Linked DNA regions of Homo sapiens: all the other regions are linked to region 5. A link is a loop called in an ENCODE intact Hi-C map of the cell type or tissue named here. Cell type or tissue: endothelial cell of umbilical vein. All regions are shown on one strand. Each heading gives the region's core, and the rest is flanking DNA. Links, peaks and the distances in the headings are about the cores only. Region 1 has its middle 27 kb from the start of LINC02742. Region 2 has its middle 160 kb from the start of LINC02742. Region 3 has its middle 320 kb from the start of LINC02755. Region 4 overlaps METTL15 (methyltransferase 15, mitochondrial 12S rRNA N4-cytidine). Region 5 holds the start of BDNF (brain derived neurotrophic factor).

Region 1 (6,720 bases), core at 893-5,892, 1.2 Mb after region 5:
CCCTCGTCCTTGGCCCTAGAAAGACCGTTTCTTATAGCAAGAAATTAAGCTAACTCAGGGTTACTTAATCTCTGCACTTTTGACATTTTGGGGTACATAATACTATGTTGGGTTTTGGGAATATGTCCTATGTGTTGCATGATGATTAGAAGCATCCCTCTCTTCTTCTCAGTAGATGTCAGAAGTTTCCCTCCCCAATCATAGAATTAACTATCTCCAGACATTGCCAAATATCCCCTCAGGGGGTGAAATCTTCCTGGTCAAGAACCATTGAACTAACTTCTTGGAAATTGTTAGCGTCTAAGAAATATGAGTTATTTTTCCCAGGGAGATTACAAAATAATTGATTTCATATTATTGTAAAATTTTAGGTGTCATTACAGACAAAATGGAAGCTAATTTTAGCTGTTGGGCGGGTACATGAAGCTCTTGATGCTCTTGAGATTGTGATTTTTCTGAGCTGTCACAGGCAGTTGTTGATGCAAGTATTACTATAATGCAAAAGAAATGAGAAACTAAACAATGGTTGTCCAACTATTATGGCCTTTGTTATTATAGACTTTTTCTACCCAAGCAAAATTTTATAGAATTTGATATATCTCATTTAACTAATTCAATTTTGAAAACAACTCTTTTAGCTAACTTTAAAAGTGAGTAATTTAAATACAGATATTTGGAAAAGGATATCACACAGTAAAAATAATCATCTGTCCCCCAAATAATTATTGTTTACATTTTGACATATTTACTTTTAAGTATATATATATATATATATATATATGTATAGCATGATAATCAAAGGCCTTTTCTCACAGGGCTATTATAATTTTCATGTAGTGTTTACCATGTTGCCTGGCATGTAGTGTAAACTTTTGTTGTGGTTGCTATTTTACTTGTTATTATTATATTTGTAATTCAACATTTTATGAAAAGTTTGCATCATGTGAATGTATCATAATTTAACTTTCTTCTCATTTTGTGGCATTTAGGTTATTTAAAAAATTAATAAATATTTTAAAACTCCAAATATACTATTGAATAAAGTTTATAAAGCAATGACTGCTTTATAGATACTCCCACACAAAAAGGGGAGAGAAATTTTTCAAGGCCAGGCAATTAATCAGTGAAACAATATATTCTTCCATTACCATCTGTCCACTCTTCTCCCAATGTGACTTTAGGGCAAAAGTGAGCATTGAGATGTGTTGTGCATTCAATTTTTCCTTTTAGAATGATCAGATTAACTATAAAGTGTTTGGACATTTTATAAATTTTTTTTTTGTTCAACTCTAGCAATCATAAAGAGACAAATAAAATGGCTGTTACCAACTAAATCTTACCCAATGTGGAAAATACAGATAGCTCCAGGAGGTTATTCACTTTAGAATTCAGGCAACACCTTGGACATTCAGCAAGTGAGATGTGAAATAGTTTCCCCAAACCAGCAATTTCTCAGTTTAGACCTTACTAGGTTTTGCTTACTAATGGCCATAGTTCTAGAGAGGTGGCTATTTACGTAAGTTAATGGCAAATATTTGCTGTAAAATGATCTTTAAGATGGTTTAGACTTAGAAATCAAGAGAGTATGAACCTGCTCATTGTGGTGGAGTGGTTCTGTCCTGGGTTTCTGTCCAAATCAGAAAATTTGTTTTTTTGACACTCTCTACAGCAAACTTACCCTGGATCATTAGCCAAGTCACTGTCTTGACTTCTGTTTCCTCCTCTTGAATGATGAGAGTGGAATTAGATCACTTTTTTTTTCTTTTTTCTTTATTATACTTTAAGTTCTAGGGTACATGTGCACAACGTGCAGGTTTGTTACATATGTATGCATGTGCCATGTTGGTGTGCTGCACCCATTAACTCGTCATTGACATTAGGTATATTTCCTAATGCTATCCCTCCCCTCTACCCCCACCCCACAACAGGCCCTGGTGTGTGATGTTCCCCTTCCTGCGTCCAAGTGTTCTCACTATTCAACTCCCACCTATAAGTGAGAACATGTGGTGTTTGGTTTTTTGTCCTTGCAATAGTTTGCTGAGAATGATGGTTTCCAGCTTCATCCATGTCCCTACAAAGGACATGAACTCATCATTTTTTATGGCTGCATAGTATTCCATGGTATATATGTGCCACATTTTCTTAATCCAGTCTATCATTGTTGGACATTTGGGTTGGTTCCAAGTCTTTGCTATTGTGAATAGTGCCGCAATAAACATATGTGTGCATGTGTCTTTATAGCAGCATGATTTATAATCCTTTGGGTATATACCCAGTAATGAGATTGCTGGGTCAAATGGTATTTCTAGTTCTAGATCCCTGAGGAATCGCCACACTGACTTCCACAATGGTTGAACTAGTTGACAGTCCCACCAACAGTGTAAAAGTGTTCCTATTTCTCCACATCCTCTCCAGCACCTGTTATTTCCTGACTTTTTAATGATCGCCATTCTAACTGGTGTGTGATGGTATCTCATTGTGGTTTTGATTTGCATTTCTCTGATGGCCAGTGATGATGAGCATTTTTTCATGTGTCTGTTGCCTGCATAAATGTCTTCTTTTGAGAAGTGTCTGTTCATATCCTTCACCCACTTGTTGATGGGGTTGTTTGTTTTTTTCTTGTAAATTTGTTTGAGTTCTTTGTAGATTCTGGATATTAGCCCTTTGTCAGATGAGTAGATTGCAAAAATTTTCTCTCGTTCTGTAGGTTGCCTGTTCACTCTGATGGTAGTTTCTTTTGCTGTGCAGAAGCTCTTTAGTTTAATTAGATCCCATTTGTCAATTTTGGCTTTTGTTGCCATTGCTTTTGGTGTTTTAGTCATGAAGTCCTTGCCCATGCCTGTGTCCTGAATGGTATTGTGTTTATAGGCTTAAATTTCTATTTTATTTTTTTCTGTGAGTTTCATATCCATATCCTTTAACCCCTTTTTATTGATTTGCAAATGCTTTTTATGTATTATAAGTATTTGATCTTTTTTCTAGTGTGGGAAATACTCTGTCCCATTTTGTAATTTGTTTTGACTTAGTCTACGGTGTTCTTCGCTTCGTAGAAAATTTTAACTTTTGTAAGTCAAATTCATCAATCATTCTATGATTTTCTTTGTGTTATGTTTTAAATAAAAATTTTCTACTATATTATAATTTAAATACTTCCATATATTTTTGTTATCCTTTATGATTTCATTTTATATATTTAAATGTTTTAGACATCTGGACAGTATTTGGGAAGCAGAGATGACTTTATAACCTAAGTTTGTATTTTCCAGATGGCTGCACAATTGTTTCAACATTTTTTTTTTAAATGTTTGACTCATTGATTTGAAATGTTACATTTACCATGTATACTACATTCCCATATGTATTGGGGTTTATTTCTAGACTTTCACTTGTTCCATGTATCTACCTTTGTTTATATGCTAGTTTCTAACATTTTTATGACGGGATCTTCTGCCATATTTTAATTTTTGATGAAGCACTTACTCTCTGAGTCTTCTTTTCAGAATTTTCTGGCTCTTTATGACAAGTTTCCTTTTTATGTATATGAACTTTTAAATAATATTATCTATTTCCAGTGTTAACTCTATTATTAATTTTATTAGAATTGCACACAATTTGCAAATTATTTTAAGTAGAGTTAACATTTTTATCATTAATTTTCCATGTCTTTTTTCCATGTATTTATTCTTTATTTCTGTTCCTAAGAACATTTCTTTTATATTATTTACTATTATAATATTTAATTATTTATCTATTTTTTTATCTTTGACACATTTCCTATTCTCCTTTATGACCACAATATCAGCCCATTTAATCTCACTCCTTAAGATAAATAATTTTGATAATATAGTGTATGCATGTCTTTATTTTTTCTATTATTATACATATACACATATGTAATACCCACATATTTTTTTCTTTTTCATTTCTATTAAAGGATGATTAGATATTAGATTTATTTTTAAAAAGCATGTTATTAGTTACTTTTCTGTATATTTCCTTTATCAGCCTTTAAAACATTTTGGTGAATCTCTCACTATCATCTGCTATAGTTTAAATTCATTCTTTACAATGGCTGTGTAATATTGCATGGTGTGCATCACAACAATGAAGCTAGTGATTCCTCTTTTGATGGGCAGTCTCTGTTTCAGTTCTTGGCCACTGTCAACAAGGCTAAATAAACATCCTCATCCATATGCCCTTATTATCTAGGAGTTGATACTTTTCCTTCCATTCGGTAGAATATTATGAGAGTTATTTTAGAGTAAATATTACTAAATTGCCTTCCAAAAGGGCCATAGCACTTCACAGTACAATTAGAATATATGAAATTAGGCCGGGCGCAGTGGTCATGCCTGTAATCCCAGCACTTTGGGAAACTGAGGTGGGTGGATCACAAGGTCAGGAGTTTGAGACCAGCCTGACCAACATGGTGAAACCCCGTGTCTACTAAAAACACAAAAATTAGCCGGGCATGGTGGTGCTCGCCTGTAATCCCAGCTGCTCAGGAGGCTGAGGCAGGAGAATTGCTTGAACCTGCAAAAAAAAAAAAAAAAAAAAAAAAAGAAAAAGAAAAAGAAAAAACATTCCTATCAGAAAGAGCTCTAGACACTTGAATTTAGATGCTATATAATTGTCACTTAAATCCACATTTTACTGACAGTTAATGGTATTGAAAACATTTCTACATATTTGCTGTTTACTTGAATTTGCTCTCCTTTGAATTATGTATTCTTTTATTTGTACATTTTCGTATTATTTTATTTTGTTTAGCAGTGAGTTTAGCCCTCTATATGGGCAGGTTCTGCATCTGCAGTTTCAAACAACCATGGTTTAAAAACGTTAAGGAGAAAACAATAAAAATAACAACAAAACAATAAAAATAATGCAAATCAAAACAATATAGTATAGTAAGTATGTGGTATTTACATTATATTAGTTATAAGTAATCTACAGGTGATTTACAGTATATGGGAAGTTATGTGTAGGGAATATGCAAATGCTTCACCGTTTAATACAAGGAACTGGAGCATCCCCAGATTTTGGTATCCAAGGGAGTCCTGGAACCAATCCCTTATGGAAACTGAGAGAGGACTGTATTTATCTTGTAAGAGATATTGTGTATTCTATAAATTAACCCATTATTTATCTGTTTGTTTACATTTTTTAGAAAAATTTCTTTTCTTTTTGCTTTTTTTAATGGTATTTTTTTCTATACAAAAACCTTAATCTGTTTTTTTTTTCTTTTATATTATCTAGCTTTGAATTAGGAAAGTCTCCCTGATTCCTAGATAGTATAGTTTTTAGAGTTTCTTGCAAGTCTTTTGGTTTACTTGGTTATTGTTAACCATTTTATCTACCTGACATTTATTTCAGAATCTTATTTAGGATATTTCGGATATTAGGAGTTATTATTTTCTTTCAAATTACCAAGTTTTGTCGGCACCTTTCATTAGATAATCTATATTTTACTCACCGAATTAAACTTCATGTTTATCATATAATAGTATCCCATCAGTATAGACATCTAATTCTGAGTTCTAAAATTCCAAAAATTCTGTGTGTTTAACTAAAGCAATATTCTGTTGATTTTATTTAAATTGTTTTTATAACAGTGTCTCAACTGGGGTTCTGCAAATGTTGTTAGAGTTTCCGTAAAACATGATGATTAGAAAAAATAATTGTTACTTAGATTTTGAGTGCTTTTCCAAGCTAACACTGCCAGTAGTGAATATTGACAGCTCATCACCATTAGAATTTTTATTATAGGTCTTTCAGCCTTTTATGACAGTACACAGAAGGAAAGGCCATTTCATTTGGTTGAATTCACTATCAGCTTCTGTCATGAAATATGGGAGGCCATTGACTATTGATGTCTCTTTTGGAGAGAGGGTAGGAAAGTGTGTTGATGACATCAGCTTCTCCCTCTAACTTACTTCCTGTCACCTTCCCTTATGTGCTGCTGACTAGTTCATAGGATTGAACATACTCTGGCTGTGTAACAAAAAAATAATTTTTATGCAGTGTGACTTAGTTACTCCTTTGCATTTTGCTGTTGTGTGCTTGGCAAAATAAAAATTTTGTGAATTAGATTGAATTTTATTGTGAAATTTTGTGGTATTTTAAAAAGTTATCATTTAGTTATTTATTATGCCCTCCTATTTTATGTTGTATTGGCCTTTGTATATTAAAAACATATCTGGCTATGTTAACATAGTGATTATTTGAAAATAATTTAAGACATGGAAGAAGAGGATTTTTGGTTGATGTCAGTTTCTAAAGAATGGATTATAAAGAATCACAACTTACAAATGAAACATAGACTCAAAAAAAAACTTTAAAAAGTCACTAATACACAAGTCACAACCATTTGAACAGGTAAAGCTAGTGATTAAATGGTTATCATATTCTCAAACTAGAGCAAAGTTTTATTTTTGAAAGTCATGCTTAGTCAGAAGCCTCAGGAATCAAGTTATTTAGTAATTAAATTTATTACCCAGAAAAGGAAAAGTCACACAGCTGGTGAGAAACTAATGATGTCAGCATGTAAAATTATAGTGCGTAAAATGTTTGGATAGGATGCAGTATGAGAAATTGAAGGCTTTGCTCTCAAACAGAGTAAGTTGACGTATTGATGACATGTCACATCATGCTTAAGAGGTTTTGTGTAATACATGAAAAACAACAGTTTCTCTCCAGATTGATGAGTCAACAGATTTCAGC
Region 2 (6,720 bases), core at 910-5,909, 1.0 Mb after region 5:
AGAAATATTCTTACTTACTGGAAAATTAATGGTTTATGACATTATAAAATATTCATCTTTTGGTTTTGACTATCTACTGTTTCTCCTAGCTGCACTTTTGGTAACAGCACCTTACCTTTCTTTGGGAAATTGCTGTTTTCCAACTTATTATTCCCAGAGGTGTCAGTCACAGTACTCCGCACCGACACTGAAACTGATCCAGGGTCAACCAGAGTCTTTCCCTGGGAGCCCGAATGCCCCTCATTCCTCTGGGGTCCTAAGCTGCCAAGACATCAAAACAATCTCCCCCTTCTTGACACATTATATGGATGTTTCCTGTTTGTAATGACTACGAAAAACACCTGCTCAGCACATTCTCCCAAGTTACCTGCATGAACATAATTATCTTTTGTTTTCCCCTTAAGTTAATTTGTTTGGGTTTTTCTCACAAGCAAAGGAGTCTTGACTATAACAAGTTAATATGGATCATAGTAATGTACATGCACTAAAAACAAAACTAAACAAAAAATCCAGCAAAACTCCAAAATTGCATTCATTAACTAGTACCCTGAAACTGTTCTAAAATAATGATTATTGATTTATTATAGATGGATTTTTCTCTTGGTCATTCTACTTTTCTACATATTTTCCCAAATTTTCTATAATAGGTATATACTTCATTTTAAACTGTAAACAGCAGCAGTCACAACACAAGTAATTTGGCACCATGGCAACCTCCCAGAGAGGAAGGAGAACAGGAAGGGAGACATACAGGCAGTTAGGTACAGATTGATTACTGAATGGTATATTGTTTCCTTCCCAGTTCCACCAATTGCTTCTTGGGGAAATATGCTAAGCTCTGTTGATATATTTAAGTTAAATGCTGTCAAACATCTATAGCTATCATAAAGGTTAGTAGTGGGAAATGTGAAATTGACATTTGTTCCTGGGAAATGTGTTGGTGGTTTACTGGGAGAGAATGTCTGGTAATTAGAGGGAAAGGTTAAAAAAGAAGGCCTTTATTTTAATAGATAGTACAGAGTAAATGTCTTGGTCAATCTTATGAGACTCATGAAATGTTCTGACATCACTGGAGTTAAGCTGCCAAAAGAGATACTGACTGGGCCAGGACTAAGATGGACTATCTCAGCAAGCCATCTGCAGTTTAATCCCAGCAGCTGATTGTTAGATAATGTTTGACTATTACTTCAGGAGGAGTGAAATGGCTATGATGATCTTTATATCCTCTTAGCTTTATCAGCAATTGTCAGAGCCTTGAATACAGCTGACTTTAGGTTATCTTTCTTTATCCGAGAGAAGCCCCAGGTTCTAGAATCTCATGATGTGTGATAGCCATCCACTCTAAACCAAGGGACAATAACAGAGCCTCCACAATAGACTACAACCAGTGTAGGTTTCTGAGTCTTCATGTAGGCAATTTACTAGTAAAGTGCAGGACATTTAAAACTGAGCTAAGGGTTATAGTATAATGGGATTCAGTCTCACTGTCAAGAGATGGATGTAGCAGGACTCTCCAAGCTAATGTAGTGGTTAAGAGATTCTTGGGGGAAAAAAAAATCACATTAAGTATAATCTTCGGAAATTTGAACAGTAAACTCAGGCAGTCATCATTTAGTTCAAGAACTGTGTTCTGCAAACTGACATTCCAAATTAGAGAAGATTAAACCATGACATGGGTTGGAGGAACATCTTTTATGGCCCCTCTCTGCCCTGTGTTTCTGAGACATGTTCTCGTGACAGATTAAAAAGTTAATGTGGTGGTTGCACACACTTACCCAAACACGTTATTATTTGACCCTGAGATAAGAAAATTAATTTAGCAGAGACTTGTATCAGGGCTTTATCATGACTCACCTAGATCTCCACTATTGGCTGATCTCAGCTTCTACCTGTTAACCCTTCCAGTTCATCTTCCTCACCATTACTCATCAGTCATCTTCCAAAAATAAGTCTAATGAGAACTTGCTTCTGTGTAAAAATAAAACAAAACAACTGAAGAACCAAACTCTTCTGTTAGTTTTCTATTGTCCATAGAACTAAATCTACTTCTTTATGTTGATAGTTATTCTCACCCCAACCTATCACCTTGGACCACTTCCTGCTGCTCTTCACAGGCTCCTGTCTTCTCCAGCTACCTCAAATTTCCACATATTCCTTAATATGCCAAGATTTTTTTGTGTCTCTGAGACTTTATTCACATAGGTTCATTGGAATGCTCTGCCTCCTCTACTGTCAGGGGAGGTTAGTGCAAGAGAGAAACACAGAAGGCAGTGGTGGGGAGCTGTAAAAATCATGGTAGAGAATTTGTACTTAAGAGCAGAAGCTAGACTCAGGTGATCTTGAATGAAAATGCTTAGGGTGATAACTGTCTGGGATCCTCTTCTATTATCAGGAATCTGGGATTTCCGGAAAGAGAGGGACTCCATAACAAGTCGCCAAGTTGTGTTATAACTTACACGCTTGCAATTTTTTTTCCTCTTGCAGTTTAAGTCTCTAAGAATATGCCCTTCAGCCTTCTTACCTTGACTTCTGGAACTTTATTGGTGAAAAAAAACTACGGCATGACTCGTAAGTACAAGATAATTTGGTTTAAAAGCACATTTTTATGTATTATGTGCATAGGATATATCAAATGTTTTACCCTCCAAATTGGCAATTATAAAGACTTTATTTACTATTTTTATTTATAATTTGGATGACAGAATAATGACCAGAAATACTGTTGTTGACAATATTTTATCTGATTCCAAGATAAAAAAGTATTTAAAATGCTTTGAGAATTTGAGAAATGTGTAGATATAATTTAACACTGCTTGCAATACTATGTAAAGAAAAGAAAAATGATCTCTGAATATATGTTAGTTAAGATAGGCTTCAAGAAGATTCCAGAAAAAGATTTATGGGTCACTTTGGACCATAAGCAAAATATTAATTCACAAGATTTATACTTTATTGTTAGTAAAGTGTTTAGAAATGTGAATTAGTTATGAAGTGTAAGGTTATCTTTCCATTACTTGAAGAATTTACAGTTCTTAGATAACTGAACCTGTATCTGTACTCTATGACATAAACAACAGATAAAAACTTGGAAAACATCCATTGATAAGAAAAAAGGTGGATAAGCAGTGATAAAATTGTTACATAGTGTGTATCAGTGTGTATTAAGAATGCTATCATAAATAATTCTTATGTATTATTACATTGAATCCTAACAACGACTCTTTAAGAAAGTTGACTAAACTGGGTATCATACTTAATAAATTAGTTGCCCATATTATTAGTCAATGTTAGAGCCAAGAATCTCATCCAGAACTGTGCCCAATTACTATAACTTTTACTGAATACCAAACTGCCTTTAGAAAAAAAATTATTTATTTGGCCTAGAAAAAGTAATATTGCAGGAGGCTGTGGGTATTATAAGGGATATAATTACATGCAGAATGAGAATTCTTGCTTTCATTGAAGTCTGGAAAAAAACACATTGAATTATACTGCAACAGCAGAAGTTTCAGTTAGAGTATTTGGAGAAGAGGCAAGAATTTATTGCCTTGAAAGGCGGTGGAGTCTTCTCTGAGATCAAAAGCTTTAAAGGCCTACAACTTTCTCTCTGGAGGTGAGGTGTTCACCGTGATGAAGCCCGAAATCAGCCCTAACTTTTGGCTTTAGTTCATCAGGGTACTGTACACTTACCGAGTATCTTTAGAGACTCCAGGGAAGGCAGCAATTAATACTGCTTTATTGTATAGGATAGCAGGACTTCTGTTGGAACAGCTGTTTGTTGATCCAGCTGACATTCTCTTTCATCCACCCATCCATTGTTCTCCTTAAACAATAGCAAGATACCAGTGTGAGTTTTACTCACTCTAATGAAAAGGGTTGAGTTTCTCTCCCTATAAATATTTTCAAAAGCCTTGATGATTCATGGGATTTGCACAAATACATTTAGTGCTGAAAGTAAGTGTATAAGGCATTTGGAGAATACTCTGCCCCTGGCATTACAAAAAGGGGAGGGCACTTACATTAAAAATAACTCTGCTTATGCTTTTAAGGCAAACACATTCTTCATTACTCTTCTTCCTACTTCAACTCCCTGCCCTGGAAAAAATAAACATCATCTGGAACAAAACTTGACATAAGAGAAGACTACTTCTTGGGTGGGCATGACTGCAATCTTGCCTGAAGCAAGGAGTATACACAAAATGACCTTTAAAATTTCCTTTCAACCCCATTATTCACTGGGTTTATCTAAACATTGTTTATGAAGGAGGATAAAATGTAGATAGGTTCTCAAATGCAGAAGGCAGCAAAGACTTACTGACTCTTGTTGCAAAGGGGAAATTGGATTTGTACCTTCATCTCCTGCATTTCTCATTTATTTCATTCAGGTGTGCAGGGGATGTAGCAAGTATCAAATTCAGCTATGAAACTCAGCTGGTACAATAAAACCCTAGTGGCTTCATCTCTTTTTTCCCCTACAGAAATCTACATTTTCCTTTCAACTTAGTAGTAGTTCTTTATTCTTCTCTGTTAGAGAAGATTCCAAATTTTAAAAACTCCCTCTGGACATTTTTCTTGTAGCAATGCTTCTGAAAAGAGGGGCTCAAAGTAGACGTGAGATTAAATTCAAACACCTGTGGTTTCCCCCAGTACTTCCCAAGATATTAGATCATGCAACCTGTCTTGTTTCTATTCCCTGTCTTTCATCTAGACCCCGAATCCCAATCAGCCCAGATTTCTGTTTCTTAAAATTTAGGATGCAGCTTGAGTGCCACCTTTTCAAAGAGCTTTTCTGACCACCCTAATCTAGAGTAGCCACTCAGTCATTATCACATCGCATTGTTCTGAGACTCTGCCTGGAATTTGTTACTATTTAATTTATCTAATGCTCACATCTCTCATTAGAATGTCTTCCATGAGAACAGATACGTGTCTGCTTTATTCACATCTGCATACTTAGCAGTTTACAACAGAACTTACAAACAGTATGTATCCAATTAATATTTGTAGAATGAATTAATATATGGTGCTCTCAACAGGGAATACATTGCATATTCCATGAATAATTTCATATTATACAAATCACACATACACCGGGAGCTATTAACAAATATACATTACTTGCCACCAAATTTATATTGATTAGTAAGGGTAAGGAAGTGTATTAGTCTGTTCTCACACTTTTATAAAAAACTACCTGAGGCTGGGCAATTTATAAAGAAAAAGAGGTTTAATTGGCTCATGGTTCTGCAGGCTATACAAGAAGCATGTCTGGGAGGCCTTAGGAAACTTACAATCATGGCAGGAGGTGAAAAGGGAAGTAGGCACGTCTTACAAGGCTGGAACAGGAGGAAGAGAGAGAAGTGAGGGGTGGTGCTATACACTTTTAAAGAACCAGATCTTGTGATAACTCATTCACTATCACAAAAACAGCACCAAAGGGGGAAATCTGCCCCCATGACCAAATCACCTCCCACCAGGCCCCACCTCCAACTTTGGGAATTACAAGTTGACATGAGATTTTGGTGGAGACACACACATAAACCATATCAGGAAGGTAGAGAAAGCACAAAGTTTGGGCAGATTTCCCTAAAATACGACATCCAAATGCAAGGGTTTATTCCAGTATTGCCTCTTTAAATTAGCAAAACTGCTTTCCTTATAGAACTATCTAACAAGAATGAGTTCTTAGCATCCTTGCTGGTCTCAAATGTTACAATGATCCCTTTGTCACCTTGTTGCCTCCCTGCTCTTTTTCTCAATCTAATCTTGATCATCTGGGATCCAGATCTCTTGATTTAAACACTACTTCTAGGCCTGAGACCAATTCTATGAACAGATCTTAGTTTTATTCTTCAGCTTAAAATTGTTCATACCCCTTGAAGTGTATCTGCTCTTAGCCAATTTGGATAACAGCTTGAGCAGACCTGCTTTGCACTTCTGGGCTCCTATCCTAGCCTCCCTTTACCAAGAATCTGAGATCAAGAGACCTGTGGTTTTCTCAAATCTTTGCAGTTCTCAAGTCTTTGAAGTGATTCCTCTCTTCCCCATTGATCACTTTTTCCGTTTTTGTCCATTCTTCTATGTTTGTCTCTGCTCTTTCCATTTGACTGGCCATATTTTATCAATTATTAAGCTTTAAACAGTCCCCAATCTGGAAGACAAAGCTTAAATCGTCCCCAGTCTGGAGGACAAAGACAAGTTTGGAAATCAAACCATACCTCTAATATCTGCCTTAATCGGCACATCTACAAACTATATTGACTATGTTTACATTCACAGTGTATTTAAAAGTTTACTAGCATCACCATTAAATATGGTTGCAAGACTTCCTTGAAGATAGAGGAGGAATTTTCTACTTCTTTCACTGGACTTCAAATTGAATATTTCGGTAATGGTAATGATTTTAGCTTACTGAAAAAGCTACCTAATTTTTTCTGAAATTGATGACTGGTGCCACTCTTAGCATCAACACTTAATGAAGGAGAGTTGCAGCCAACTATTTCTTTAGTTGCATAACCAAGACTGCTGAGGGGGACAAAAGTAAAACAATGGTCATGACATTGCAAGTCTTCCATTAGTTGGCTCAAAACTCTCTTTGTTTAATTACATTAAAAAATTTAGATTTATAGGAGTATAGAAATATATTTATTATAGAATCATTACATAATATTTATATTATATAAAATAATAAATATATTTATAATATTTATATATTATATA
Region 3 (6,720 bases), core at 864-5,863, 1.6 Mb after region 5:
GGACTTTGAGCTCACGTAATTCCATTTGCTGATTCTGAGCACAGTCATACTTACTCCATCTCATTTCCAATGTCTTTTAATAAGAAGGCAGAGGTGGGAAATGAGATTTTGCTGAGGCCCTGTTATTTAACATAAATGTGTTGGGTTAATAAAGTAAGTTATTTTTAGGACAGAAAAAAATTGTAAAAACTGCTTTACAAGTCACAAGATTAAAGGAGAACGGGAAAACAATGAACAAAGGGTAGGCAGAGTGACAGATGCTGGGACAGATTGTGTATCTTCTCCCCAGCCTCAATCTAGCAAAGAAGGGGGGAAGGGAGAAAAGGAAAAGGAGAATGAGAAAAAACAAATCTGATCCAGTTACACATGGTCATTTTAGGTCTCTTCTGGCATAGTTGATGTGCACCTCTCCTAAAAGTACACGGCAAATGTTCCATCATCCGCTGTACACCTCTCTTGTTGGCCAGAATATAACAACTGGCTCCTTGCTGGCTTGCTCAACTTTTTTTTTTTTTTTTTTTTTTTCTCTGAGACAGAGTCTCGCTCTGTCGCCCAGGCTGGTGTACAGTGGCGTGATCTCGGCTCACTGCAAGCTCCGCCTCCCAGGTTCATGCCATTCTTTTGCCTTAGCCTCCCAAGTAGGGGGACTACAGGCGTCTGCCACCAAGCCCGGCTAATTTTTTTGTATTTTTAGTAGAGACAGGTTTTCACCGTGTTAGCCAGGACGGTCTCCATCTCCTGACCTCGTGATCCGCCCGCCTCGGCCTCCCAGAGGGCTGGGATTACAAGCGTGAGCCACCCCGCCTGGCCAATGTTTGGTTACAATTATCTAAAACAAATTCCATGTTTTTCCGCTGTGTCTGCATAAAATGGGCTTAAGATGCGCAGAAAATATAATGTAAACATTTAAAAGCTTTCCCCCATATTCTCACTTCCACATTTGGGAGGTATTTTGAATTTTTCTGCCGTTCTTCGTGTGGGATACCCCGTAGTTTATATGTGGGTTCTCTCACTTTTTATCACTTCTTTCTTGCTATGCTTACCCCCATGTTTGTTTTCGAAGTCATCAAAAAGGAAAAAAATATAAAACCATCCCAGTGTATTAATTGAATAAAAGACTAGGAAAAAAAAATTGTAAAAAAGACTGAACATGGTCATTAGGATGTGAAAACATCTGGCTGCAATGTGAAAAGTTTAGTCAATTGATGGGCTCTTTTTCAAAGATACTATGTTTTTGCTTCTGAATTTTGGGGGCCTGTTTCTGGATTCACCAAATCTATGGGTTGTCCACATTGGCATAGTATAAACTTATCCAATGATTGATTTTGATCTTGTAGATAACTTGCAAAATATGAGGTAACTAGAGCTTCATTTTATTTTTTTATTTTACTTTATTTAATTTTTTTATAGAAACAGGGTCTCTCTCTGTCACCCAGGCTCCAGTGCAGCTGTGCAATCATAGCTCACTGCAGCTTTGAACTCCTGGGCTCAAGTGTTCCTCCTGCCTCAGCCTCCCAAGTAGCTAGGACTACAGGTGCACACCACTACACCTGACTAATTTTCTTTTATCTTTTTTTTCCTTTTTTTTTTTTTTCTTAGAGACGAAGTCTAGTTATGTGGCATAGACTGGTCTGGAACTCCTGGCCTCAAGTGATCCTCTTGGATTTGTCACCCAAACTGTTGAGATTACAGACATGAGCCACTGTGCTTGGCCAAGAGCATGCTTTAAATACATCTAAAGAGGAAGAGAGAATTGATCAATTGATTACTTGATCACTTGTTATTTTAGAAGTTTTACACTTAATAATCTTCTTTCATTTTCCAAAGCAATCAAAGAGAAAAAGCATGTAATATTTTATGTTTGCCACTATAGAAAATACTCTAATTATCTATCTATTGTAGTATTTACAATTACACTATGAAGTAAATGTTATCCACAATTTATGAGTGAAATGTTCAGAGAACTTATGGAATTTCAGCTGCAGATTTAATTAAAATGTGAAGCTAAAGTTGAAATTTCATCTCTGGAATTTAAAAACCTATGCTTTTTCCACTAGGCCAGTACAGTGCTATAAAATCATGTCTCTGAGCCTACACAAAATTGAATTTACAAAACATTTATCTTTTAGTTATTTAATAAGGATCTTTCCAACACATAGTGGGTGAACAAAAATCACACACTTCTCAACAGATGAAATAAGAAAAAAACTATTGAATAGTAATATTTTAATGCATCGCTTATTTCAGCATAATTTAGAATGCTCCAGCCACATCTGAAGATCTTAAATTAATTATTTGGGTCCTGAGGGGAGAGAGTTTCTGAAAGAGCAGGGTAGAATTAACTTTCATCAAGCACCTGATATATGTGAGGTGGTATCATTTATTTAACTCTTTTTTATAGGCCGGAACCATGAGAAATGCTAAGCATTCTACACTTAATACATCCTTTAATATTGTTAATAACCCTGTGTGGCATGACACATTAATATTAACCTCATTTTACCCAGTAACAAATTGAAGTTGGTCAGTAGTAAAGGTGAAATTTGAACCCAGGTCCTGTTTTTTGAACCTATGTACTTTCTCAAATAATTGCTGGAAGACACATACAGAGCCAGTAGTACCTCCAAATAAGTTCTGCTTAGAGTAACTGCATAGTTGCTTCTTACACCAGCACATGAGCAGATAATTTTTATCAAAGATTCATTACTTGGGATTTCCATTCATTTATTTAATGAAGTAATTCCTCAGCTAGTGTTAGTATTTGGCCAGGCTCCTGCAGTCTCTCAGCCTTTTTGTGTTTATGGACAGGTCAACCAGTGGAATAATTTTCATTTGACAAGCCCCAGTTGAACTTGTTTCCTGGATCATTAAGCACATTGGCATGTACATTAACAACCATTTTCTGCCTTGTTGGTTTCCATCTATTTCATTCACGAATTAATAGGTACATAAAGAGAACTCAATTAATGCCTCTTTGCATACCACCACCAGCCTTCTTGGTGGGTGGCAGGTATTGAAGCTGTGATGTTGAAAGAGACTGAAAACAAGCAGAACTGAGACTCAAATCAAGATTCATTTATCTTTTTTGGACCAGAAAACTATGCCAATAGAAATGAATCACAGATTCGTAAAATCAAATTTGCTTTTGATGTTATCAAGATTCCCTATCAAGAACCTTCTAATCAAGGGTTTTTCAACCTCGGCACTATTGACATTTGGAGCTGGATAATTATTTGTTGTAAGGGCTGCTCTGTGCTTTGCAGGCTGTTTAGCCACATCCCATCCTCTACCCACTAGATGTCAGTAGCACCACCATCCTCTTCCTTGAAAATTAAAAAATAAATAAATAAATAATAATGCCTCTAGACATTACCTAATGTCTCCTAGGGCAGCAAAATCACCCCACTGAGCATCACTAGTCTGTCCTCATCAAGAATTACCTCTTTGTTTCATTCCCCTGGACTCCAGAAGAACAAGTGCTAGACATCATGTTCTTTCTTTTTATTTATTTATTTATATTTATTTATTTATTTATTTATTTATTTATTTATTTAGAGATGGAGTCTCACTCTCTCACCAGGTTGGAGTGCAGTGGCGCAACCTCAGCTCACTGCAACCTCCGTCTCCTGGGTTTAAGTGATTCTCCTGCCTCAGCCTCCTGAGTAGCTGGGATTACAGGCATGCATAACCACGCCCAGCTAATTTTTGTATTTTTAGCAGAGACAGGTTTCACCATGTTGGTCAGGATGCTCTTGATCTCCTGACGTCGTGATCCGCCCGGCTTGGCCTCGCAATGTGCTGGGATTACAGGCATGAGCCACTGCGCCTGGCCCTTTCTTTTTATTAGTAGGGAAACTAAAACCTGAGAAGAGAGAGTTGCTTAAGTGGGGAATATTTGATGAGCATATGCTATGTGCCAAGACATTGTAGAAACACTAAGAGGATCCTCATGAGAAAATTCTTGCTACTCTTATTTTTAAAATGAAAAACTTAGGAGACGATCTTGCCCCAAAACTCATATATGCTAATTTGCCTTATAAGACCCAGGTATGGGAAACCAGGTTTTAATATAGACATACCTCAATATGTATATTTTAAAATAATTCTAAAGATTTGCAAATGTTTTTATTGAATATTTACTATCTAAAATGAAAATCAGCTCTAATGGATTCACATGGTCACAGTAGAAAAATATTTCAGTTGCCCTCAAGTTCAGGCAAAAGGATATTGAGTTGTCTGCAGTCATAACTTAGTTGTGCTTTTCCAGTTGATATCATTTATTTCTTTGTGTTTAGCATGTTTGAATCATTGTTATCCTCATCTTTTCCTCCAAGATGCTATTCTTCATGGGTCTCTGGTATTTCTTCTGCCAGGTCTGGGGACACTACCAACCAGTTTCAATTTACTTAATTTTAGCATCTTTAATATTATCTTATTGCTTGTTTATATAAACATTTCTTAAACAGCTTTGCAATTAGGGAAGACAGAAAACCTAATTCAGATCTGGTACTCTACAACATTGGAACCCACTGTACAGATATCTGAGTTCATTAAGTGTTAAATAATTTGATAATTGGCATTTTAAATGCAGTATTTGATGCTGAACTCCTAGTGTTAAAGCACGTTTTAGTAGTATTTGGTGAACTTGTTCAGGGCTTTTGGATGGGCTGGAAATACTGTATTTTATCATTTATAGCATATGAAAATTCAATAGCCAAGACATTCACAAGAACAGATTAGATATTATTTTGAGAGATCTCTCTAGTCCTTTTCTCTAAAAGTATCCAGGATCTTTACACTTTTCATGATCTCACAATAACCTATTTTTCCTGAAATTTCCACCTTAGTTAACCTTTACTCTTACCTCAAACTTAATGCCAATGAAGAGTATATGTGGAAGCTTTAAATTACAGATTTCAATTCTTTGACAGCCTTGTCTTCAAGATCAAGGTTTGTGTTCCCTCCCTGGGAATCCAGGAGGGCTTGTGGCTGTTTTGACTGATTTGTCAGAAGTGATGTCATATGACTTCTGAGACTAAATCATAGGCCATGTAGCTCCTGCCTTGGTCTCTTGGAAAGCTCATCTCTAGACATTCCCTCTGGAGATGTTCCATCTAAGAAGTCAGGCTCCATTATGTAAGAAGCCTAAGCCACATAAATAGTTCAGGAGTAGTGACTCTGGTCAATAGATTATTTAGCTGAGGAAAGCTTTGGGTAACCCCAGGACAGGGGGCATACATGTGAGTGAAGAAGCCAACTTAGATATGTATCCTCCCACTTCAGATGTTTGAACTCATAGCACGTCAGTCACCCTATCTCTTAGACTTTACAATTCATGTCCCAGATGTTATGGAGCAAAGTCAAACTATCCCTGGTGTGCTTAATCTGAATTCTGGACCACAGAGTATAATAAAATGGTGTCATATTATGCTGCTAAATTTTTGAGTGGTTTGTTATTAGGAATGAATAACTGAACCATTGCATATAGCGTGGCCCATTCTCTCTAGATCCTGCTCTCTGATAGAACATGATAGAAAATACCTATGACCATCAGGTAGGACTCATGCATTTTAACCTAGTTAAAAAATAAGAAACTTTTTCTACAAAGTAACCTACTTGTTAAAGATTTCAGGCTGAACATTTATAAAATTTTGCATCAGAGCATTTTAGAAAGTAGGACTAGTCACTCCCTTTATAAATTTCTAAGGATATAGAAAAGAATGCAAAAGTAAGTCCTAAGAGATATAAAGAAAACAAAAATGAGAATATGAAGATAGAGAAATGTTTTGAGATTGACAATATTAATAATAAAAACTTTCTATTGCAAGTTTTTGATCTGAACAGGTGAAGCTGACTTTCACTGTCAAGGGGCAGCTGGATTTGAGTTGTATTTTACAAAGTATGCTTTTCAGAATAATGGTTCCCACAAGGTAGATGTAAGTTTTATTTACATTCACATACACAGTGACGGTTAAATATTTGTCTAGGTGTTACTATGAAGGTGTTTTTTGGATGTAACATCTATAATCAGTTGTCTTTCAAGATTACTTTCAATAATGTGGGTAGGCCTCATTCAATGAATTGAAGACCTAAAGAGAAAAAACTGAAGCTTTCCAAAGAAGGAATTCTGCCTCAAAAATGTGACATTAAAACCCCTGCTTGATTTTCCTGTCTGCTAGCCTGTCTTCAGATTTTAGAATTGCCAGCCCCGTACTCAAGTGAGCCGATTTCTTAAAATCATTACCTCTGTCTCTGTCTGTATCTCTATCTCTCTTTACCTATGTATCAGTCCATTTATCTACCTATCATTATCAGTAGGATATATGTGTGTGAGTGTATGTGTGTATGTTTATGTATGTGTGTACTATGGATTCTGTATCTTGAGAACCCTAACCAATAGACACACTTAAATATACACATGCATATTTATACACATATGCATATATACACATGTACATACATATACAAGAACTGAAATTAAGTAAGTTCGGAAAACACTGAGATAAGCCAATATCTGTAACAGAAGAATTTCTCTAAAAGTTGCCATGCATGTCACCATATTTCATCATGTATACAGTATTTGTCAAACTTGTTTTTCCATGGAACTCTTGTTACAAAGCATCCTCTGAAACTTGTGTTATATAGAAACAATTTGGACTTTCTGCAGTGGGTTTGCCGCCAGAACACAGGTGTCCTGAAGATGACTCCTAAAAGCCAAAT
Region 4 (5,000 bases), core at 1-5,000, 550 kb after region 5:
TAAGATTAGAATATTGACTAAAATTTTGAGAATGTCAGAATCAGGTATTTGGTATTTGTATAGAAGAAGTATACATATGTTTGCATCTTATTAGCATATACTTATTTGTCAATCATTATTAAGTATTCATTCATGTTAAAATTCTTCTGTTACTATATTTAGGTTTATTGGTTTCCTCTCATGCTCCATCTCTACTCTGGAATATGAGCTCAAAGACAGAAATGATGTCTTATTTTCCACTGTATTCTCAGTGCTCAAAGTTTGTTTCTTGAATTAAATTTAAAAAGCCCAAATGCATGGTTAGTATGCAAAAATTATTGAGCATGAACTAAAGGGCAAATTCTAAATAGTAAAATTCAGTCAATGATAATTTAGAGAACATCATTCCTAGAATATAAAAATGCTCATTTTTCTAAAAGTAAGAAAATGATTGTATCCAATTATAAAGTCATATGGTAGTTTCCTTTATTCTGAGTTTATTATATTATTGCTTTTCACTTTCATCAGTGTCTTTCCTTTGTTTTATGGACACAACTCTTGTTTTTCCTTACTTGGGTTTCTATATCTATTTTAATTTTAAATGATAACAACAGTTTGAAGCATTAGGAAAGATGACCTTAAAGCCGATCTGACTAGTGATTTTCAAAGCATTCTCCATGAACCCTGGTGGAATGTTTTTCTGGTTGTACTAAGAGGAAAGGGTGTGCTAAGTGGTCAGATAACTAAATCTCTCAGATCTAGCCAGCCTTCTTCAAGAGTTGGTTAGTGGCAGAGACCAAATTTTTTACATTGTCTTCTAGACATTATATCGCTTTAATAATTTTGATGATATAAGTGTCCGTCATTGAGCGAGTGTTCTTTTGAAAGGTGCTAATAGAGATTAAACTTTCTAGCCAGAACTGACCCTATGTATTTTTATAATCTCCTTAATAATGAGAGACCTTATTGAGGGAAAAATATAATTCTGCCTGATGATTGGAGTGTAAAAAAAAAAAAACAGTGTGGAAGTAAAAATAGTATGTTTAAAAACTGGCATTCTAGAGGGACTTTTAGATGATTTTAAAGATAAATGCCAAAGAGGAGCTTAAAATAATATGGAAACTTGTTGCCGTCATTGATGTAAGTTTAACAGTCTCCCAGCAGCACTATTCCAAGCAGAGTATGAAGTCAGCTGTGGAAATATTGGTAAAATTAGAATTAGTCTTGTGACTTCTTTTGGCCGTACCTTTTTCCTTAGCAATAGAAGTTCATGCAGTGTAATATTTGGTGAAATTAAAGTAGTCAAATGGATAGAATACTAAAACAAACAAACAAAAAACTATGTTTTTACTTCCCTGGATTTCTTGTGGCTGAAGGCCCTTTTATCTTCCTACCTGATTTAATAAAAATAGTATGTATCATAACTATAGGCATTTCAGCTACTTTTTTGAGAGGAAAACTGTTCTGTTTTATTTTTCTTTCTTTGCCAATGTTGCGGCATTCAAATACCTAAGCAAGATGTTAGTGTTAAAGTTTATTTCAAATTAAGAGTAGCATTCCAGGATCTCCAAGTACATTATGATAGCACTGTATAAAGTATATGACAAATCATCAATTTTACTGATCGTTGAAAACTCATCTTAACTATGCAAATCCTAAAATAATTCAGTACATATGTTTGAGGGAACATTGTTTCCTCATGAGTCTTCCCCCGGAGAATGTCATATTGAAAGAAAAAAATAAGAACTTTTCAATAAATCTTTGTTTTAGTTATCTTTGGCCACATAACTACTACAAAACACTGGCATAAAACAACCATTTTGTTATATTAGTGATTTTGTGGGTCAGAAATTTGGGCAGGACACAATGAGGGATATTTCATTTTTGCTCTATAATGACTGATGCCTTAGCTGATTGGGTCAATTGGCTAGAATTGCTGGGACAGCTAGCTCAAAACAGATGTTTTTTAAAGTTCAAAAATAGGCAACCTAATAATATTATTTGAAGATTTATTCATAGATTGTTTAAAAACAAAAACAAAAAACCAAGAACATACAACTAAAAAGCAAGGGAATTATTTGTGCAGAATTCTAGATCTTGGTTTCATCTTGATGTTAGGCAAGGAAATCAGATTGCAGAAGGTAAGGTCATTTTCTTTTTCTTTGCCTGGTAAGTGTATGCAAGAGTATCCATTTAATTGTTATTCTTTAATCTCAAAAGAAACATTTATTGTAATTTTTTGTCCTGACTTTTAAAAATTCTGCTTGAATTTTAACATGATATTATGTAGATAAGAGTTAATTTAACATTCATTTTGTATATTCTGTGGTATTTAAGTAGTTCCAATTTCAGCTACATAAGATTGGGTTTTTTTGTTTGTTTGCTTGTTTTCTTTTTTAATTTGTGTTTGTTGCCCCCAGTCTCTCAGGTCAATATAAATTCCTAGGCTGTAACTCCTGATTTTCCAGTTCAGTTTGTTTTTGGTATGGCTCAGGAATCTGCATTTTAAAAACTCCTACAGGTTATTCTGACATATGTCCAGGTTTGAGAACTACTGTATCTATTATCCAAACCTTATACTTGTTAGGAAAAGTATTAGCAAGTGTCAGGAATATTCTGGGACAAAGGTATACACTTTTAATGAGAGGATTATATGCAGTGATTGAATAGTTGAGAAGCCAAACAGGGAGGCACAGTCAGAAGCCACTACATTTCTGGGCTGGGGGTACTAGAGCTCAAGGACCTGGGTCACCTGGCTGGGGCCGAAGCTATGGAAAAGAAACTGAGAGGAATTAGTAGAGATATCCTGTCTTTTCTCTTTTTCCTTTCTTCTGATATTTTGGTAATATCTTCTATTGGCTGACCTTGATAAAAATCTTTGTGCAGCCTGCAAGGTTTAATCCCCGGAAATACAAAGCAGAGCAGGAAAAGGATAGATCTGAAGATAGGCAGGTCTAGGACCTGAACTGATGTTCAGCTAGACAGGCAATGTCTTAATTCTTAATTGATTTGCTTCTCATACTTTGGGCTGTATCCGTTGGGAATCAAAAATGCAAAATGTTAAAAATTACAGACAATGGAGCTGTACAACTTGTATTCAAAATCCAGCTCTACCCTTACTCACTGTGTGACTCTGGGATAATTACTTAATCTCCATGCTTGTGTCCTCATTTGTAAAATGATGAGAATAATTATCTGCCTCGTCACTTAAAAACTGTGCACCAGGAAGACTAAGCAAATTCCTGTGGCCATAAAAGGATATTTGAAATTTTCAAGAGAAACAGTGATACCCAAAACCTGCTGTACACAGCCAAACTACTATTTCAAGGTGGTTAGTGGTTTCAGCATTAGATCATGTATTATTTCCTTCAGTGGTGTCATATCTTTACAAAGCTTGATTTTTTTAGTGATCATGAAAAAAAAAGTATCACATGAAAATCAACGTAGAACAGTAAATAAGATGATAGTATTCAACCTGATTTTCAAAATTGGAAAAGTTGTGCAGTGTCTAACAGGCATATATATACCTTTGGTAAGTATATTGGTCCATTCTCACATTGCTATTAATATAACAAATACCTGAGACTTGGTAATTTATGAAGAAAAGAGGTTTCATTGACTATCAGTTCCATAGGCTGTATAGGTAGCATGGCTGGGGATGCCTCAGGAAACTTACAGTCATGGCGAAAGGTGAAGGGGAAGCAAGCGTGTCTTCACGTGGCTGGCAGGAAGAGGAGAGAGTGAAGAGGGAAGTGCTACACAGTTTCAGACAACAAAATCTCATGAGAACTCACTATCATGAGAACAGTAAGGGGGAAATCCATACCCCTGATCCAATCACCTCCCACTAGACCACTCCCCTTACACATGGGAATTACAATTTGACATGAGATTTGGGTGGGGACATAGAGCCAAACCAAATCAGTAAGTAAGTATGATTATTTGAGAATAAAATAAAAATATTATTTCTGGCGAGGCGGCGATGAAAAGAGGTTGATTAATGGATACAAATATACAACTATATAGAAGAAATAAAGCAATGTTTGGAGCAATATTGTGACTATAGTTAATAGTAATATATTGTACATTTCAAAATAGCTAGAAGAAAATAATTTGAATGTTCCTAGCATAAAGAAAATATATTTAAGGAAATTGATAATTACCCTAATTTCATCTTATGCATTATATGAATGTATTAAAATATCATATGTGTTTGAAAATATGTGTATTATGTGTCAATAAAAAATTATTTATCCTTTTATTTAGTATGTATTTCAAGTGACTGCTCAAAATTGTTAAGACATATGTACTTATTAGGCCCTAACTACATAATAAATGGAACTCTTAGATATTTATTTTGGCTTGGGGGTCATGTGAAAATATTACTGAGACATTAGGAGTGCAGTAAGCGAGCAACTTTTGTACATCATAACATTGTCAGGAGAATTAACTGAGCTAATAAATGTTAAATAATTAGAAAAGTGCCTAGCAGGTAATAAGTGCTATGTAAGTGTTACCTATTATGGGCCAAAGTAAATGATCAATAGAATTGCAGTTCTAGCTACTATATTGCTATTACCATGACAACAAGGGAAAACTGTCCTGGGGCTTTTATGGGATTGGTATGGGATACCAAACAGTACTTCATGCTCACATCTCCTACTAAGGTATATTAGTGATACACATGGGTAATGTCTGTGAGCAAGGGTTACCATATTTGAGAACTGCACTGTCCAATATAGTAGCCACTAGCCACATGTGGCAGCTAGTTAATCACTTGACATGTGGCTCATATGACTGAGGAACTAAATTCTAAATTTTAATTTAAATATAAAAACAATACTTGATTTAGTTATTGGAAAACTTTTAAGCATTTTTGAACAACTTTAGCATATAAATTGCCTCTTTCACTGTGTATTTTATGAACTATAAATGCTATACTTAGTATTTCTAAATACTGTATTAGTATGATGTGTACTAGAATACTGTATTTCTATATGCTATATACTAACTAGAATATT
Region 5 (6,574 bases), core at 1,575-6,574:
GTTAAGGCAATCCTTATAATTTTCTTCCTTTTTCTTGTTTGTTTGTTTTTTGTGTGTGTGTTTAAAATCTTGCTTATATTTGACTTTATTTTATTCTCACATCTTCTGAGTACATTAAAGTTAAAGGTAGATCATAAATCGAAAACATTCTTAAAGGTCTCTCTACTCAAATTATTTGGTGTTATTGTATCTCAGAAAGTATAATGAATTGCCTGTAGCAAATAAATAAAATCAGAACCTTTATACTCAATGGTTCGGTTTGGTACATATCCATGAAAATAATAAATGTTAAAAAGGATGCTAGCCGTTGATTCCTGGCATGCTATTCTACATTTGGCTACATTACAACGTTAAAAGGATTTAGTGCATATATCAAATTGTGGATCTGCTTGTTTTAAAATTTCATCTGTAATTCCACATGCAACCCCCACCCCCATACACACTCACAAGATCTGAATATGGTAACAAGGAAATCCTAGTAACTGTAGCGTTGGAAAAATGGTTCATATGGAAATAAGCCATTTGGCTAGTAAAGCTGGTGATTTTGTTCTCTAGGTGGCACTATTACTTCAATTTTTGGTGAGTTGCTTAAATTACTTGGAACTGCCCGTTTATTTTCTTTGAATTCCCATTTTATAAATTTTAATTTTATACAAGCTAGTTGTAATTAAACGACAGGTTGCCTTCTAGGTTTTATTTCAGTAAGTCAATTTGAAGTTCAGTGATTTTTTATCATATAATTTTATGTTTCCTTACTATACTGTCTTAGTTTTAAGAAATCCTCCCTTGCCTGACCTCCTCTCTCCAAAAATGCAGAGGCATGTCAAAAACACAGAGGGTCGTCATAAAGTTTCCGTCAGACCAAAGGAACCAAGATGAAAGCATGTTTAAGAGCTACTAGGTTCTGGGAGATTTCAAAATCAGGACATTACTACCATGACAACCAATGAAAAGTTCTTTCAAGTGAACCTTTGGGGAAAACTATATAACGTTCCTTACTCTCTAGGCTCTCTGGAAATAAACTTTTACTTTATTATGGCTGTCACTAAAGCTTGTAAATTTACTTTGCTTCCTTCCAATCGTTCTCCTGTCCCACACTCAGCCCCCTAACTCACTTAATGCAACCCATCCTCAAACATCAATCTATAAATGAGACATCAGGGCAATGAGCCACTTCTTAGCATCTAGTATATTTGATAAGATTTGTCTCATCAAGAGGATAAGTGCCCTAGAGCTTCTACTTGAACTTAAATACTTAATTTAAATGAAAGCTTCCACACTTATCTGACCAGATACTCAAATTTTTCTACAGAAAAGAGAATACCTTCCTGTTCCACTTAAAGAACACACACATTTACCACTCCCCCTCCTCTCCCCTGCAAAAGGTTTTCAATGTCAGTACATTAGTGAGCTCCATTTTGCATCTGCCATCAATAATGATTCCATATAGTCAATAATTGGGTTCATGACCTTTCTAAATCTTTACAGTGTAAATATTCTGGAAATCCAGTGAGGCACTTAAGTATAAAATTATTTAGGATTAAATAATTCTATGCCTTAAGTAGAAGTTTAAGAGGACGTTTAGGACACACATGACTAAGCCTACAAATACCAAAGCCACTCTATGTTTCCTAGGTTTAAATACCACATGCAAATAACATACGGATTTCATTTGCCAGCATCATTTATTGCCTAACATTACTCCATACTAAACAGAGTAAATGGATGCAGAGTGTAACCAGTAAGTTTGCTCATTCACTTTTGAAGCTCATCTGTGCATGTTATTCATCCTAATAAAGAAAATTTATCACAACACAACTTGATGCGATTCTTGTTCAAATGATTTCCTCTTCCATTGAACAACAGCCAGCACTTAAAACCTAGAATTCCACAGAATTCTCTCCTCGATTCCTCTTTAAAATGCAATTCACAGTTTGAGATCACAGAGCCTGCCAGTGGCTGAATGGCTGCACTAGATGGCTGAGAGTCCTTCAATTAAGCAACAATTTTGCAATTAGTGGAAACTGAGTGCTCTATAACAATTGTTTGAAAACAAGTTGAGACAAGTTAGCAATTACCCTATAAAAGGGACATATTCACTTTTGTTGGATAGGCGAGACCCCTCACACAAATTGAACTCTTCCACACAGGGAGATGCAAGTTGAAAATTAATGTTTTAATCACTAAAATCAAATCCATATTATGGGCACCTGAAATGGGAGTGCCTTTCTTCTCAAAAGATATTCAGAGTTTAGCTATCATCCACTCTCTATGCTGTCTGTTTTTATTCAGGAAGTCTGAAATTGTTCTTCTGTACTCCGGGATTAATTTCCTACATCTCAAAATGTTAATAAACTACTTGAACATGACCTTTCCATTCTGTAAATTTCCTTAAGAGTAAGTCTACGATTGAGACCCAAAGCTGCTGGCTGTGTTATATTTCACAGTTCACAGTTCTCTCTCTCTCTCTCTCCCCCTCTACACACACGCGCACGTGCACGCACACACACACACACACACACAGAGAGAGAGAGAGAGAGAGAGAGAGAGAGAGCACCCCAGGTTTTAGAAGATGAATGTAAAAAGAATGTAAACAAGTTCTCTGCTATACTATCAGGTGGGCGTGCCCAGCTCACTGTGCGTGCTGAACTACAAACCAGTGCTATTCATATAAGAAATGATATCAATCATCTACATTTTGACTATTGAAAAGCTGGGACTCTTAAAGATTCCAGGAAAAAGGGAATAGCTTACATTTTCATGGCGCCCCTTTTAAACAGGAAACCCACGGACTTTGAGCCAGGATTTTAGAAATTTGCATTTCTTTTTTTACAGGATTTTCCCTCCTGGTGAGTCAAAATGAACAAGAAATACCCCAGGACCTCCCTTCCCTCCTTGGCCATTAATGAGATGAAGGCAATTAACTCACATAGTATAAATGAATCATTTGAGGTGATGACTGCATTTTAGGCAAATGATGACTTTCTTGGTTCCATTGGTTTGCAAGTAAAAGTTACACACATTGAAAAGACACTGAAACAGATTTCCTAAATGCTTCATTTTCTGGATGCACCAATGTTGACCTACTATACATGTTAAATGGTTTTAAAATATCACCTTAAAATAAAGGAAACTTCCAGCTACTAACTCAGCTCTGAATGGGCTATGAAAGGCTCCAAAGGTATGTGAAAAATTACTGTTATTTTGCTTTAAAAAATGTGATGTCTAAGAGTGTCTGCAATGTTCTAATGCTTCAAAACATGTACGTAAGCCTTGTTTATCTGGAAATCATTTCTTTCTGCTTATATCATTTATAAATAGAAAATGTTCTGTAATAACTTAAAATAGTTCCACATACATAATGCTTTTAGTGTCATAATACTTACTACTGGTCTATATTTACCAACATTTATCACATTTTACAAAATGAAGTAGAAGAAAAAAAAGACAACGACTTTATGGCCCTGGAATTCCAGTAATGGTGACCAACATGTTTTAAATTCCAGTAAAGGTTATGGTTACATTTCAACAAGTGTCTCTTTCCTTTTTTTTACCTCTCCTGCTAACCCAGAGGTAAATTTCCCAAAAAAAAAAAAAAAAAAAAAAAAAAAAAAGTCTTAAGCAAGGCATTTGCAAAATCAGAAAACAGGAACAGGAGTTTAGTGATTGTTTTTAAAAGGTGCTGTTCCCAGGGTCAAAACTTTGTGGTGTAATTTCAACATGCTATGTTACCTATTATGTGTAATGCCTTGAAACGCTACATGCCATAACATCAGAAATCTCCAACCTAAAAATTATGTTGCATGAGATAAGCATTGAAGGCACACACGTTCATACAAATTAAATCTGTAATTATGCCTCAATAAGTTAAAATGTAAAGACATATCAAATTGTAAGACCAAAATGGCTTTTGACCTTACAACAAACTCATATAAAAATAGATTTTTCCATAATAATAAAGGGGAGAGAGAGATTTTGCAGGATATTGAGTCAGTAGGGAGGGGTCTCATTTAATATCATGTCGCCTTTTATATGCAGTTAGAAAATCAACGTTCCCAATTACATATTACTTTGCTTTAAAAGATTACTAGGAGGATTAATAAACACTCAGAAATATGCCTTTCTTTGCTTCTGGCCAAGAACATTCCTGCGTGCTTGTCGGAAAATGTTCTTTGGTTGCTACTGACATTAAGGAGTAAGTGCAGGATAACTAGAGGACCCTAAAATAAGATCCAAGAAGCCCTAACACACCGCCAATCGAGGCTTATCAAAGCTCCCCCAGCGCGAGGAAAACTTGCATAGAAGCCAAACAAGAACGAGGAGTCAAAATCCACCGACGACGAGTCGCACGCCCCACCGAGCTGGAGTCAGCAGCACCATTCAACAAGTCCCTCCTACCAGCTCTCTAAGGGATCCCGCAAAACCTTCCTTTACCACTTCCCCACCCCCAGCCTCCCGCCCCCAGTAGCTGCTCTTGGCAGCATGGCCGGCAGAGGGCACCCTCTACCTTCCCTAGCTTCGTTCTCTGGGTCCCCTCCTCCTCCTCGCCTCCCCTCCACCCCGGTCCCTCATCCCCGCTCTACCCCCAACACACAAACACTGCATCCTCCAGTTCACCCTCGCAGCCCCGAGGCTTCTTCCTTAGGGATGCCCCTAGTCTGTAATCTCCCCTTCTTCTTGCCCGTCAGGCACAGAGCCCCCAATCCTCAGCTATTTCTTTCCAGGAGTAACTCACTCACCCATTCCTCTTCCCGGCTCTGCATCCCCAGAGACTAACCCGAGTCAAGAATCCCCCACGTACATCCCAACCACTCCCCGAAAGTCAAAACTCTTAACTTCCCTGGAGGGCGCTTCAGAAGAGGGGCGCAGGATGGGTAGAGATGTGGGTTCGGCCTGCCCGAGAGTGTCGCAGACCCTTTCAGTTCCCAGCGGTAGGAATTCCGCCTCCCAAGTTTTCCAAGCTACATTGGCTTCGGACTTGTAAGTCCACTTCAGTCTCAATTCCTGGGGAGCAGGTAGCCGTGTGCAGCTCCGGGGAAGGGATGCGGGCTGAAGGCGCAAGCTTCCCTCCCACTCCCCCCGCAAGTCGGCGCGGGGACCACCCACCCCCTGGAAGGATTCCTAGCCTAGCCCCAGCACCCTCCCCTCAGTCAGGACCCTCGACAGCTCTGGCCCCCTAAGTCTCTCTCGACTACTCCTGGGCTGGGGGAGGGCTGCGAGGGATCCCCGGGTCGCCGTCTTTGCTCCCATCACGCAGCTCTGGGTCTCCTCCAGGCCTTCCCTCCTCTACTTCGTGACTTCCCCGGGTCCCTTTTTCCCTGGTGGTGCCGGCTGACCTTCTGGGTTGTGGGATGGGGGAGAAAACTCCCCAAGAGTAACTCCAAATCGTCCCTTCTACCGGAGGGGAGGAAAGAAGGAGACTGGCCTCGTCCCACAACTTTGGGGTGGGGGATCCCCCAGTCAACTCTCTCCCGCGGACGGGCAGCTCCTGCACCAAGCCCCATTCCCAGCGCTTGCCTACCTCGGGGTCCACACAAACCTCACGGGTCCCCGGCGGCGGAGTCACATCGTGGTTCCGATTCTGGCTCCAGCGCCCAGCCCCGGTCCCCGTCGCGGTGCTGCTCCCCGCCGGCCCCACAGCAGCGGTGGGTGTCTCATTAAAGCCCCCCGAGCAGGAGGTGGAGGGGCGCACCGGGCTGGCTCCTCTGTCCGGCCCGGGAGCCCGAGGCGCTACGGGGTGCGCGGGACAGCGAGCGGGCGGGTGCGCCCGGGCGCGGCGGCGGCAGCGTCGGGGACCCGGAGCTCCAGGCTGCGCCTTGCGCCCGGGTCAGACATTATTTAGCTCTTCGGTTGAGCTTCGATTGGTCAAACGGCGCCGCCCCCCCCCCCCCGCCCCCCGCCCCCCGCTCCCCGCTCGCCCGCGCTACCGATACCCGTTCGAGGCGGCCGCTTAAAGGGAACGCCGCGTCTTTTCCTCGCGCGGGGAACCGAGGGGCGCCCGGAACTCCCCGCTCCCCCGGGGCCTGTCCTCACCTCCTCCCCTAGGGCCCCGCGACATCGCCCTGCGAGTCCTGCGCCCTCCTGGGGCGCCTTGGACAGGACGCCCGCGGCTTCGAGGGGTGTTCCAGCCCCAGCCTCAGCCCCGGGGAACCCCGCGTCCCGCGCCCTCTGCAGAAACCCCGGCTGTGGGCGCTGGGGCGGGAGGGAGCGAGTGAGAATCGCACGCCCCGAGGTCTCGCTCCCCTAGCTTTCAACTCTCCCCTTCCTCCCCATCCCAGCACCCAAGTTCTCTGGGAGAGGGCGTGCGTTTCCCGGGCCACAGACACACCTTCCCGCACCTTCCTGCACTACGGAGCTTGCGAACGCGAGCACACAATGAAATCGCACAGAGCATGGGGGCTATTGGTTTACTCTGCTGCCTTAAACACGCCGGCTTAAACAGAGTTCGCGCACTGACCTCTCTAGAGTTTGCCTAATAGGAATTCAATCAAGATAATAACAGCATTTTTTATTGATGAACGCCCCCAGATAACGTTACACCAAGTTACTTGTTCCAGCCAGGAAGCCCAGGCAA

What was found. A loop is a pair of places that touch in the nucleus more often than their neighbours do. Peaks named below come from ENCODE experiments on the same cell type or tissue, not always from the same donor. Only the 100,000 strongest peaks of a DNase experiment are listed, where the experiment ranks them.
Region 1: it touches region 5 in a loop (4-fold over the local background); 2 of 110 quality-filtered maps call a loop at or near these places.
Region 2: it touches region 5 in a loop (8-fold over the local background); 3 of 110 quality-filtered maps call a loop at or near these places.
Region 3: it touches region 5 in a loop (3-fold over the local background); 3 of 110 quality-filtered maps call a loop at or near these places.
Region 4: a loop joins it to region 5, with 2.1 times the contacts of the local background. A loop is called at or near these places in 3 of 110 quality-filtered maps.

What each region holds. Positions count from the first base shown.
Region 1 is chr11:28,871,611-28,878,330 of GRCh38, forward strand. No RefSeq gene overlaps it. Among named protein-coding and RNA genes, the nearest start is that of LINC02742, 27 kb to the right of the region's middle. In endothelial cell of umbilical vein, for the core only: no CTCF peak of the experiment used is centred there; no DNase peak of the experiment used is centred there.
Region 2 is chr11:28,739,341-28,746,060 of GRCh38, forward strand. No RefSeq gene overlaps it. Among named protein-coding and RNA genes, the nearest start is that of LINC02742, 160 kb to the right of the region's middle. In endothelial cell of umbilical vein, for the core only: no CTCF peak of the experiment used is centred there; a DNase peak (open chromatin) is centred at 3,851; H3K27ac peaks cover 1,380 bases.
Region 3 is chr11:29,268,937-29,275,656 of GRCh38, forward strand. It overlaps the pseudogene EEF1A1P47. Among named protein-coding and RNA genes, the nearest start is that of LINC02755, 320 kb to the right of the region's middle. In endothelial cell of umbilical vein, for the core only: no CTCF peak of the experiment used is centred there; DNase peaks (open chromatin) are centred at 2,935 and 3,315.
Region 4 is chr11:28,242,098-28,247,097 of GRCh38, forward strand. All of the region lies in intron 4 of METTL15 (methyltransferase 15, mitochondrial 12S rRNA N4-cytidine), which reads left to right. Among named protein-coding and RNA genes, the nearest start is that of METTL15, 140 kb to the left of the region's middle. In endothelial cell of umbilical vein, for the core only: no CTCF peak of the experiment used is centred there; no DNase peak of the experiment used is centred there.
Region 5 is chr11:27,694,643-27,701,216 of GRCh38, forward strand. BDNF (brain derived neurotrophic factor) reads right to left here and starts at 5,813. Exons shown (of 2, transcript NM_001709.5): 1 at 5,522-5,813. BDNF-AS (BDNF antisense RNA) reads left to right here. Exons shown (of 7, transcript NR_033315.1): 7 at 2,836-3,529. In endothelial cell of umbilical vein, for the core only: a CTCF peak has its summit at 4,494 (motif pointing right); DNase peaks (open chromatin) are centred at 4,469, 4,969 and 6,489; H3K4me3 peaks cover 2,598 bases; H3K27ac peaks cover 1,512 bases.